2 separate regions of the Homo sapiens genome follow, and region 1 is linked to region 2. Evidence: chromatin contacts called from ENCODE Hi-C or POLR2A ChIA-PET data. All regions are on one chromosome and are shown on one strand. The core of a region is the stretch at or near the end of the contact, and the rest is flanking DNA. Distances in the headings are between cores, read along the strand shown. Region 1 has its middle 56 kb from the start of CCDC71L. Region 2 has its middle 130 kb from the start of NAMPT-AS1.

Region 1 (6,246 bases), core at 507-3,006, 300 kb before region 2:
AACTAAACTAGTATTTTCCCTTAATCTTTTATTTGCTTCCCATCCAGATATATGACCTAGAAATTGTATAGCTTTCCTATACTTTGTTGCCATCTTTCTCAACTTCCCGTCAGTTCCAAGACCTGGTGATTCTAGTTACTAAATATGCCTTGTGTCCAAACCCTTCTCTCTCTCTCTCTCTGCTACTAGTACCTTAGTTCTTATCTAGATTATTTGAACAGTTTTCTCTTGTTCTTCTCCTTTTCCTCATCCTTTTCCTTCTCTTCTTCTAGGTTTAAAAATATGTCTTGAAGATAAGCCTGTTTTTTGTTTTCACATGTTAACATGTCTAAAATTGGGATGCGTCTTATAATCAATGGTGTCTTGTACTTGCTTTCAGCCAAGAAGTTGTTCTAACATAGTGATTGTTATCTACTTGTACAAACTTGGTTTTTAGGACGATATGAGTAGACCACAGCAACTCCTTGATATTTTATTCAACAATCATTAAAGGGCCATTTGAGGAAGGAATATGGTCCTGATTCTTGTATAATAAACTTTTATTGACAATTTCTGGTAAACTCAAGATTTGAGAGCAGCAAAAGCTACAGAATGGGTGCCGGTAGCCTGGGAGGAAACCTCAAAGACAGTATTGGAGCACTTTTTGAATAGATACTACACATCACTAATACTCTGGATAGAACAGGGATCAATATCAGGTGATTTTAGGCTGTGGAGTGGTGAGATGCGGTGGAGGAACAATTTTTAAAGTGAGCAAAAAAGATCTTTTCTCTCAGAAATATTACATCTATCCACACCCAAAGTATATCTTTTTTCTTTTTTGAGATGCAGTCTCACTCTGTCACCCAGGCTGTAGTGCAGAGGTGCAATCTCGGCTCGCTGCAACCGCAGCCTCCCAGATTCAAGTGATTCTCCTGCCTCAGCCTCCTGAGTAGCTGGGATTACAGGCACTCGCCACCATGCCTGGCTAATATTTATATTTGTTGTAGAGACAGGATTTTGCCATGCTGCTCAGGCTGGTCTTGAACTCCTGAGCTCAAGTAATATGCCCATCTTGGCCTCCCAAAGTGCTGGGATTACAGGCATGAAAGATCCTTAAGACCTAAATTTTTATCTTGAGTTAGCCTTGGCTTCTGTTTATATGTGGTAAAAATTGTTTTTAAAGAATAATCTCAAGTATTCTGGAAGACAGGTATCTCCAAATTGATGAACATTTTTTTCTTCAAGAATTTTTCAGTAATGATGATTTTGTTTCCTTCATCTCCAGTAGGCAGTCATGGCAACTTGGTAACTTGAGTCACGTATCTGAAAAATGATAATGAAATGGTAGTATACCTTGCACAATAAAGACAGTGGCCATTAAATATTTTTAAATAATGCGAAAGTATTTATCACCAGTTGCCAGTAGTCATGCTCAGTAATTTCCTCCCTGGCTTTGCTCTGCCCAGATATCTTTAAAAGAATGCTGTAAATGTCACAACTCATTATGAAGCTGAACATATTACAGCATGAAAAAAACAAATGCTACTTTTCTAACCATAGTAAAAAGTTGTTTAATGCAATTCTTTTAAACATGTGCTTATCTTCTTTCATCTTCTACCCAGTTCTGCACCCTTCCCCCACACATGACTATTAACTAAGTCACAATGAATGCTCCCATTGCCTCCTACTCAGCTGAATCAACATTTCCGGAGGCTGTGACTAATAAAAGCCACAGCCCATGGTATGCTTGACTTTTGAAAATCCTGATTAGCTTTAAGGGCATAATTATGTGTACCTCTACTTATAGAATGAGGAAGTTGATTTGAGCTATGTCTCTAAATTACACTAAAAACTACAAAAATGAACTACAAAAATGACTTAATGAAGTCAGACTTCATTAAGATTATTAACTTATTTGGCTTTTAAAAAAATGTATTGACTGATTACTTAGGTATTCTGAGATCATCATGGTGTAAACTAAAGCATTTGGCTAATAGGATACTTAATGGTCCTTTGCTTTGCTATTCATGGCTCAAAATAAAGGGAAGTGTAGAAAAGGAAAGATCTAATCTCTGAAAGGCAATCTAACAGAAACTATATCTCTGAACATAATTTTGTTGGTTAATTACCATGGAGATAAATTAATCCAAGAAAAAGGAGAGTGCTTCATAACTCCAAAAACAAATGAGTCTCTTCCAGTAGTGTCACTGTGTATTTGTCGTTGAACTGTGAGTACACTTTTAATTTCTCCCAGAAAGAGGATCCACTAAGAAAAAGCAAATTGTGCATTACTTTGGGTGCTCCCCTTTGATTGACAGCTATGCCCATAAGGTAAACTTCCCTTGGCTTAGTGTCCACTCCTGTCCAATAAGCAGGGCAAGATCACTGGATACTGGCCACTCAGAGGAGACCATGGGCCTAGCAGAAATGATAGGTAGGATTAAATAATTTACTTTTCTTCTTCCAATCACAGCCAAGTGCTTTGAAAATGTAGTGTTCAATTTTCTGTCTTCAGTTTCCCATATCCCCTTAGATTCTCAGCTCCTTGTACTCTGCTTCTGTCCCCAACACTCAAGTGAACTTCTCAAAACAACTCTTACTGATGCCCTAATTGCCAAATACAGTAGACTGTTCTCTGTCCTTATGTTTCTTGAAGTTGTTTAAACAGTTGGCATAGTTGACAATCCTTAGATTTCTCTGGAGATTTCCCTTCTAATGCTTCAGTTACTTCTTAGCTTCTTTTCTCTTCCATTTTTTTCAACCTATTATCATTGGCTTCTTCTCCATAGCCTTTTACCATGCTACAGGTTCTACCACATTAAAGGAAAGTTCTTTCCCCTAAATTTGTAATTCTTCTTAGAGATCACCCTATATTTTTCCAACTTCATTATTAACCCCCCAAAATAATATAAACCATTCTCTGCACTTTATCATTGCTCATTTACTCTAAAGCTCTCCATAATGAGGCTTACATCCCATTAACCTAGTGAAGTGGCTTCTGCAAAGTCATTAAAGATTTTCTAACTATTTAAAATCCTCATGTTATTTAACTTCTCTTTCCAGCACTTGACTATATTGATCACTTCCTTCATAAAATTCTCCTCCTTGGTTTCCATTACATTGCTCTTTGCTGGCTCTCTTCTTGCCTTTCTGGACATTCTTTTTCAGGCTTTCCACCTGTTAAACACTGATGCTTCCCATCATCTTGGCCCTTTTCTCCTCACAGTCTAAGCAATCCTAGCATAAGCTCACTCGTTTTCATGGCTTTACCCACCCCACACATGCTGACGACCTGTATGTAGTCTACAGAAGTTGGTATCTTGTACTTTTGCTTCTGCTGTACAGTGTTGCCTTTGACTGAGGGTCTTCTGCCAGCTTTGGAGCACTTCTCTGGGAGAGATAGTGAAGGCAGCCCTCTTCATCAGTGCAGAATTTGCCCCAGGAACCCTTTTTTCTGCTCTCAAAGACCAAGACACTATGTTTATCTCCTCTCTCAACTCCCAGGGCCCCTTTGGAAATATAATTCTGGTGGTCCTATGAATTAAGCTTTGAAAACAAAATCCTTTTAACTGTTTTGTAAGGTAAACAAATACCAGACCTCCAGGACACACTGCTTGGTTTCTAGATATTCTACCCCTATTTCAAGTATAGCATGTCTGCCAGGCCCGAATGCTGGGTGCCATCTTGTGCTCCTCATCCTCCTCATTTCCTGTGTTGAGCCAAACCTGTAGATTTTATTGTCTAAATGTCCTTAAAAACCACTCTCTTGGCATGTCCTTGGTGGCATTGCCTCTATTCAAGCCCTACTTACCTCCTTCCCTTGCCGTTTCCTCCAGTATTCCTTCCTCCAATTTGTCTTCCACACTGTTGTTAGAGGGATCATTTAACTATAGATCTGGTTACATTTATGTCTTACTTATAAAATATTTTTATGGCTAGCTTTCCAGTGATTTTATGAGATGCTCAACCTTCTCAGTGTGTTGGGCAAGGCTTTTGATACTCCTCCTTGTGTTCTCTCTTGCCTTGTCTCTTGCTATCCTGTGCACCTACGATACATATTTTCTCTAGTTTCTGTGTCTACTTGTACATGTTGGTCTCTCTGTCTATAATGCCTCTTCCTCCATCTACCCTTTCCCACCTATTGCCTTCACCAACATCTACTCATCAGGGAAATGCAAATTAAAACCACAATGAGATACCATGACATATCTATCAGAACGGCTAAAATTACAAAGACATACAATAGCAAGTGTTGGCCAGGATGTGGAATAGTTAGAACTCTCATACATTGCAGGTAAGAAAATATATTGGCTCAAATACTTTGGAAAGCTGTTACCTATGAAAGCTAAACACATTTAAAATCATTTCAGAATCATCAGATCCTGTTAGAAGCAGTGGGCTCCAAATCCATGTTCTCCTAGCATTTTACTATGGCATTATCACACTTGCTTATTTTCTTATTTGTTTTTCTCAATAGACTGTGGCATCTTTCAGAAGCAAGAGCTGGTTTTTTTGTTTTTTTAATTATACATTAAGTTCTAGAGTACATGTACACAACGTGCAGGAGGTTTGTTACATATGTATACATGTGCCATATTGGTTTGCTGTACCCATTAACTCATCATTTACATTAAGTCTTTCTTCTAATGCTATCCCTCCCCTATACCCCCACCCTATGACAAGCCCCGGTGTGTGATGTTCCCCATGCTGTGTCCAAGTGTTCGCATTGTTCAATTCCCACCGATGAGTGAGAACATGTGGTGTTTGGTTTTCTGTCCTTGTGATAATTTCCTCAGAATGATGGTTTCCAGCTTCGTCCATGTCCCTACAAAGGACATGAACTCATCCTTTTTTATGGTTGCATAGTATTCCATGGTGTATACATGCCACATTTTCTTAATCCAGTGTGTCATTGATGGACATTTGGGTTGGTTCCAAGTCTTTGCTATTGTGAGTAGTGCCTCAATAAACATACATGTTCATGTGTCTTTATAGTAGCATGATTTATAATCCTTTGGACATATACCAAGTAATGGGATCACTGGGTCAAATGGTACTTCTAGTTCTAGATCCTTGAGGAATCGCCACACTGTCTTCCACAATGATTGAACTAGTTTACACTCCCACTGACAGTGTAAAAGCATTCCTATTTCTCCACATCCTCTCCAGCACCAGTTGTTTACTGATTTTTTATGACCGCCATTCTAACTAGTGTGAGATGGAATCTCATTGTGGTTTTGATTTGCATTTCTCTGATGACTAGTGATGATGAGCATTTTTTCATATGTCTGTTGGCTGCATAAATGTCTTCTTTTGAAAAGTGTCTGTTCATATCCTTTGCCCACTTTTTGATGGGGTTGTTTGCTTTTTTCTTGTAAATTTGTTTAAGTTCTTTGTAGATTCTGGATATTAGCCCTTTGTCAGATGGGTAGATTGTAAAAATTTTCTCCCATTCTGCAGGTTGCCTGTTCACTCTTATGGTAGTTTCTTTTGCTGTGCAGGAGCTCTTTAGTTTAATTAGATCCAATTTGTGTATTTTGGCTTTTGTTGCCATTGCTTTATGTGTTTTAGTCATGAAGTATTTGCCCATGCCTGAGTCCTGAATGGTATGGCCTAGGTTTTCTTCTAGGGTTTTTATGGTTTTAGGTCTAATATTTAAGTCTTTAATCCATCTTGAATTAATTTTTGTATGAGGTGTAAGGAAGGGATCCATTTTCAGCTTTCTACATACGGCTAGCCAGTTTTCCCAGCACCATTTATTAAATAGGGAACCTTTTCCCCATTTCTCGTTTTGTTCAGGTTTGTCAAAGATCAGATGGTTGTAGATGTATGGTGTTATTTCTGAGGCTTCTGTTCTGTTCCATTGGTCTGTATCTCTGTTTTGGTACCAGTACCATGCTGTTTTGGTTACTGTAGCCTTGTAGTATAGTTTGAAGCCAGGTAGTGTGATGCGTCCAGCTTTGTTCTTTTTGCTTAGGATTGACTTGGCAATGCGGGCTCTTTTTTGGTTCCATATGAACTTTAAAGTAGTTTTTTCCAATTCTGTGAAGAAAGTCATTGGTAGCTTGATGGGGATGGCATTGAATCTATAAATTACCTTGGGCAGTATGTCCATTCTCACGATATTGATTCTTCCTGTCCATGAGCATGGAATGTTCTTCCATTTGTTTCTGTCCTCTTTTATTTCATTGAGCAGTGGTTTGTATTTCTCCTTGAAGAGGTCCTTCACGTCCCTTATAAGTTGGATTCCCAGGTATTTTATTC
Region 2 (6,607 bases), core at 246-2,745:
GAAATATCGGAAAAGGCTTTGTGCTTTTGCAGACTTTTCAGAAATATCATCCAGGCAGTGAGCAATTGAAGACTATTGCACAACCTGAAACCCTTGGAATTAGACTGGAAGCTCTGAGAGCCTCAATGGCTTCCCGGCCTCTTTTGTGTCCGGCATCCTTATAGGAGAGCACTGGGGGCCTCGATCACAGAAGCCGTATGCCTCACGAAGGACAATACCAACCCCTGCCCCCTGAGTCAGGTCTGTGCTTTAATCCCTTCTATTCCCAGCATTTAACATAATCTATGTGAAAATTAACTGGCAGCAATCATAGATTTCTGAGGAAAGAGTGAGAAATTTAAATGCAGAGCTTAGTTGAGGGTATAGCAAGTGGAAAACCCAAAAACCAACTGGTGCCAGGTGTTGAAGTGCATATACACAGAGCCCTTCTTGGAAGGTAAGAGGGTTGCAGAGTTGTCATGCCAGACCCCTATTGACCCCAATAGGGATGGCATCCCCAATAGGATGTTTGAGAGGCTGAAGAAGAGACCCAGAGCCTGCAAATGAGACACAGAGCTTATTGAGGGGACTTACATACAGGACACTGTCCTGGTGGCAGTGGTCTGGACAGAAGAACCACTAACTTCTTGTAAAAAGCATGCAGTTTATATAGTATTTTTAGTTAGCACCCTCCCCCTGGTAACCTCCACCTGGCAACCTTCATTTAACCCAAAACAAAGGGTCTTGATCCCCTGTATGGTCTGCATTCCATGGGCTGGCCTGTAGGTTTAGATGTTTCTCATAGAATGAATCTTTGGACTGGCCATTTCTGGATTTCTTCACTTGGAAATCCAAACACACATTCTTTTTAGACCATAGGGTCATTCTCAGGGTATGCTTAAGTTATTACTCTCGGTGCATCTGTCACACAAGAGTAACTGAACAAAGGAAGCCCTAATTATGTAGAGATTTCTCCTTGAGGAGCTGGAAGAACCCAGTTGGAGAAGTGCGTGTGACCACAGGCATTTTGTGGCTGAAGGCTGTGGGGTTAGAAGAGAGTGATTCCCTAGATTTCTAAACAGAAGAGTCAGGCTCTAGGACAGGTGCTTAGTTCTCTTTGTTCTATTTGATTAAATGAATATGAATAAACAAATTAGGCCAGTAGACTTCCATTGGAGGCTTGGTTCAACCACATGCACTCCTGCCTCAAAAACATTACTTTCCCTTTTCACTCGTCTGGAATTCTTCTCCCACAGATCTTCACATGGCTCAATTCCTGAAAAGTTCACCAGGAACTCTCCACCTCATCACCTTCATTTTCCCTGAACCATTTATCATTATTCGAAATATTTATTTTTAATTTACTTATCATTGATCTTATGTTCCTGAGAGCACAGACTGTTCTGTTTGTGTGAAGCAATGTTGCAGAGCCTGTCAGTGTCTGACCTAGCAGTTTTGTTAAATGAATGGCATAAGTGAATAAACCAGGAAACTGAAGTTTTGTAACTATGATGCAAGTGTTACCACTTGGAACACAGGAAATTCAGCAAACAGTTTATTCATTGTTTGTGGTGTGAACTAACTAGTTACACTGCTTTTTGGGGTCACTTAATTATCTTAGAATTTCTCAGGGACTGAAGCATGTCTATATATTTATAAAACAAATGTAAGACATGATATATTAATGAATTAATGTGTGCACATAAGTTCACTGGAAAATAAGCCATATCAGAATAGTTTCTTAGTAATATGTTTACAAAAAACAGCTTAATATGAATGTTCAACCAAAAGTGTGAAATAAATCAACGAATTTGTTACTTCATTTTTAGAAATATAAATTTCTGCTTCTCCCTGGTTTTTCTAAGTTTCCAAATAACCACTTGGTTTGCAGCAACCTGAATAATTTAAATGGGGCCTTTTTGAGTACACATCATTGTGAGATGTCAGTCACAGCTGAGATTCAGATACAGCCTCCAAGAAAACAAACAAAAAACACATACATATACCCGGAGGAGTATTCCAATAAGTCACAACCGGGGGATAAGCCAAACAATGAGTGTCACAAAGAGATTAGGATCCAAGATATCCTAGGTCCTTTTTCCTTCTCTATTCATGAGCCTGTTATACAGACACAGCCCCAGAGATAGACACTCCAGAGACTTCAAGCTGTAGGTTATCAGGGCCAATGTGAGCTTAACCTCATCTCAACTGTCCTCAGCAGAAGCCCAAGGGCATGTGGTGTTTATTAAATGCTGTTTGATCAAGACGCTGAAGGGACGGGCAGGTGCTTTGTGTTGGCCAGGCTGTGATTCATCCAAATTCGACTCATCAGGAAGAGCTTGACAAATCTGATAGCAACATCCCATCCCCCACCCTTTGCAACTGTCCCAAAGTCTTTAAGTTATTTTGCACAAAGCAAGACCCAGTGAGGGGATCACGTTTGAAAAACAGAGTTGCACTGGGTAGGTCTGTGAGTTTGCTGCTTTTTTGATTGAGTGCCTTCCCCAACGCACTTCTAATGTTAGAGGATAGAGCGCTGGACTAACAGAACAGTAAGGAAACTGCAAAATCTGATTCAAACCTTGCCCAAATCCTTGGCTGACTGCTAAACTACACAAGTTGAGGGGTGACCCTGGGAAGCAGGCTAAAAATAAATGGCTTAAAGCTGAAAGAACTGAACAGAGATACCAGCTGTTGTACAGTATAAGGTGAGATAGTTTGAGTCCAAGCAACTCCAGGCAGCAAATACAACAATAAAAAAATTGGTCCTCAGAAGAACATAACAGTATAGAGTTGCTACAAAGTATCATCAAATTTTTCAGTTTTCATCCAAAACTCTTTAGGCCTGCCAATAACAGGAGGGTTTGACCCATACTCAGGAAAAAAGTAATACATAGAAACTCAGAGTGGACTCAGATATTGGATTTACTAGACAAAATTTCAAAGTAGCTATCATAAATATGTGCAGAGAATTAAAAGCATAATCTTAATGAGTGAACAGATAGGGAATCTCAACATAGAAATGGAAACTACATAAAAGGGGAAATCTAAAGTTGAAAAATGTAATAACTGTAATGAAAAATTTACTAGATAAGCTCATTAGCACAGTAACTGGAAAAAGAATTGGTGATCTTTGAGATAGAGCAATAAAAATTATCCAATCTAAATGACATAGTAAAAAGAATGAAGAAGAATAATAGAGACTTGGAGACTTACAGAATAATATCACATAGTCCAACATAGATGAAATTGGGATCTTAGATCAAGAAAAGGAAGAAAAAAATATTTAAAGAAATAGAGAAAACTCCCCAAATTTGGTGGAAAACATCAACTTTCAGATCCAAGAATGTTAGCAAAACCCAACCAGGATAAATATAAAGCCCACACCTAAGTCAAGTTTCGGAAAGCCAAAGATAGAGATAATCTTGGGGGGAAAAAATCCCATCCAACCCTTATATATACAGAGAAACAATATAATTAAAACCTGACATATCAGAAGTAGTAGAAGCCAGAAGTCACTGGAAAACATATTTAAAGTGCTGGGGGGAAAAAAGTGTCAACCCAGAATTTTATATTCAAAGAAGCTATGCTTTACAAATAAAGACAAAATTAGAAAAATATTTTGAACAAAATTAAAATACAACCTACCAAGGTTAGTAAAATGCAGTAAAAGCAGTGCTTAGAGGGAAATTCATAGCATTAAATGCTATTATAAAAGAGATCTAAAACCAATAATCTATATATCTACCTTAACATAAAAAAAGTCTAAGGCAGAAGAAAAGAAATAATAAAAATTAGAGCAGAAATCAATGAAACTAAAAACTAATTATAGAAAAAATCAGATTGACTGTATAGAAAGAGCAATAAAATTGATAAATATCTAAGTGAGATAACCAAAGACACTAATTACCAGTATCACAAATAAAATACATGAAGCTAAAATTAACACATCTAAAGAAAGAGATACAAAAATCCAAAAGCAGGAGTTGGAAGCTGCAGTTTTTTCCAAATTACAATTTCCTGAATGAGTCACATAAGGACAGCTAGCTCCTTATCTAAGAATACTTACTGGACACACCATCTCACAAGCCCAGTCCAAAACTGCAAGAACCCAACCACAAATCCAAGTGTATAAGTCCTATCTAATAGCTACTGACACTTGCCAATCAGAACCCACCAGCCCTTATAACATGCTGCCAGTGCCAATAAGCTTTCTTTCAAAACAGCTTGCATAACCTCCTCTTTCTCTGGTAAACTCTGACCTTTCCTCTGTTCTCTAGACATAACATCTGATCTGTATGTATGTCCTGGACTGCAATCCTACTTTTTGTATATTTCCAAAAAACTCTTTTTAGAGATTCATTTCTCTATATTTTTTATGTTGACAAAACCAGTAACAGTAAGATATCTACAAAAACCCCACATATTTGGAAATGAAACAACACTCTCATAAATAACTCATGAATCAGACAAAACTCACAATGAAAATTAGAAAAATTCTTGAATAATAAAAACGTATATAAAAATCTATGGTCTGTAGCTAAAGCAGTGATTTGGGGGAAATTTATAGCTCTAACTACATATATTAGGGAAGAAGTTATCAAAATGAATAAGCTTCCATCTTGAGAAGCTAAAAAGGAGAGCAAATTAAACCCAAAGTACAGTGAATGATAAAGATAAGAATGAAAATCAATACAACAGAAAAAAAAAACTATAGAAGAAAAAACAAACTAAAAGCTGGGTTTTTTTTAAAGATAGACACAATTTATAAACATCTTCCTAGACTTAATGAGAAAAAAAATGAGGGAAGATATAAATTACCAACATTAGGAATAAAAGAGGGAACATCTTTATAATTTCTATAGATATTAAAAGGAGGATGGGAGGTAATATAAAAATTGTATGCCAAAAAAGTCAACAAGTTTAATACAATAAAGCCTGGGAAAGAAATTTCCAAAACAGATTCAAGAAGAGACACAAAACCTGAACAGCCTTAAGGTCTAGAGCAGGGCTGGCAAACTTTGTAAAAGGCCAAATAAATATTTTAAGCTTTGCAACTAATGTAATCTATCAACTCTGCTATTACAGCATGAAAACAACCGTAGACAATACATGCAGAAATTGACATGACTGTATTCTAGTAACACTTTATTTACAAAAACAAGTGCAATTTGGATTTAGTCCATGGGCCATATTTTGCCAGCTTCTGGTCTAAAATAACCAATAGTTTTTCCTCAAACTGTTAACAGCTGATAGATAAGCCACTGTGCCAGACAGACCCCCAGGTGAACTTCAAGCCCTGTTACTAAGTATGGGGTGAGAAAATAATCTTTCCTATCACCTACTTAAGTGAATGAAGGCTTTTAAAATCTACCCTGCTAGAAGCATGTGAGTTTGGGCTGTGTTGGCCATTTACTGTTTGAATTGAAAGTGATTCTCTTGATCTCTGGCAAAATTCCTGCTCTCTCTGTTAGGCTGGAAATTTCTCTTTGCTTTACAAAACAAATAATTCTTTAGTTTATCTCTTATATTAATTTGTATTTTCATATGTTGGCTTTGTCCAATGTGGTATCCCCCTTTATTAGTAGTTAATCATCTTAATCTTGGAAAAAAAACATATAAAAATACTAGCTTTGTAATTAGCAACCAAGAGGTGGGAGCAAAGTTACATAAAGGCTAGTAAACATTTAAAATATGTTGTGTAACCAGAAAACAAAGAAATGTATGTCAAACAATCTGGTTTTTTCTATAAAACTGGTAAATATTTTTTAAAAATTATAATCACTGTGTTAAGGAAGACAGGCATGTACCTCTCCTTTTGGTGGGATGGAAAGTAGTACAATCTTTTCTGGAAATTATTTCACTGTATTTGTTAAGAACCTTGTCTAGGGTAGGTAACAAAATGATCCTAAAATGGATAATGTAGAGTTTATTTCTTGCACACATAATAAATACTAGATGGGAGACCAGCTGCTGCTGGCTCTGTCATCTTCAGTATGTGACTTCCAATTTTGCACAAGGCATATTTCCATTCTGACCAGCTGGAAAGGATAGGAACACGGGAGGCTTTCTAGGGCCAGTCTAGGAAGCAGCACACATCACTTCTGCTCAAATCCCATTAGCCAAAATTCAGTAACTGACCATGCCAGATTGTAAGGGAGACAGGGAACAGCGTGTAACTGTGTGCCCAGAAGGAAGAATGTCAGTTTTGATGAGTGGCTAGCCATTTCAGCTGTAAGCTCTTAAAATATATGCATTTTAACTCAGTAATCTAGGGATTTGTTTTAAGGAAATATTCAGTTCAGTCTGTGGCAGACCTAGTAGTTGCACCCCAAAATTCATTTTCCCTTCTTCCTTAGCAACGGAAAGTTACATTTTTGGTAGTGCATGGCCATTCAGGGGAAAAAAAAATCTTTCTCAGCACTTCTTACAATTAGGCATGGCATACGGCTAAGTTCTGGCTAGCAAAATTCATGTGACAGCTTCCAAGAGCTTTTCCATGTGTTATGTGTACTTTCCTTTTATTTTAGACTCTTCCTCCATCCTTCTGTCAAGGATATGGATTTGAAAGCTGGAGCTGTAGGTATCATTTTGGACCATGAGGATGAAGGTCACAGCCTAGAGCTGG

The links. Hi-C counts contacts between places; a loop is a spot of excess contacts on that map. ChIA-PET counts read pairs that join two places held with the same protein, here RNA polymerase II (POLR2A). Pooled maps may share reads with other maps.
Region 1: a pooled map shows a loop between it and region 2 (12-fold over the local background). The contact joins two enhancer-like sites. A Hi-C loop is called at or near these places in 10 of 50 pooled maps. POLR2A ChIA-PET finds 5 or more read pairs at or near these places in 2 of 52 experiments (PC-3 and activated T-cell).

The regions. Positions count from the first base shown.
Region 1 is chr7:106,713,826-106,720,071 of GRCh38, reverse strand. No RefSeq gene overlaps it. Among named protein-coding and RNA genes, the nearest start is that of CCDC71L, 56 kb to the right of the region's middle. RefSeq lists an enhancer at 769-1,968. Within about 2 kb of position 1,756, at least 9 of the 41 ENCODE cell types and tissues checked have a DNase peak (open chromatin) inside an H3K27ac peak, as active enhancers do.
Region 2 is chr7:106,413,124-106,419,730 of GRCh38, reverse strand. No RefSeq gene overlaps it. Among named protein-coding and RNA genes, the nearest start is that of NAMPT-AS1, 130 kb to the right of the region's middle. Within about 2 kb of position 1,495, at least 7 of the 41 ENCODE cell types and tissues checked have a DNase peak (open chromatin) inside an H3K27ac peak, as active enhancers do.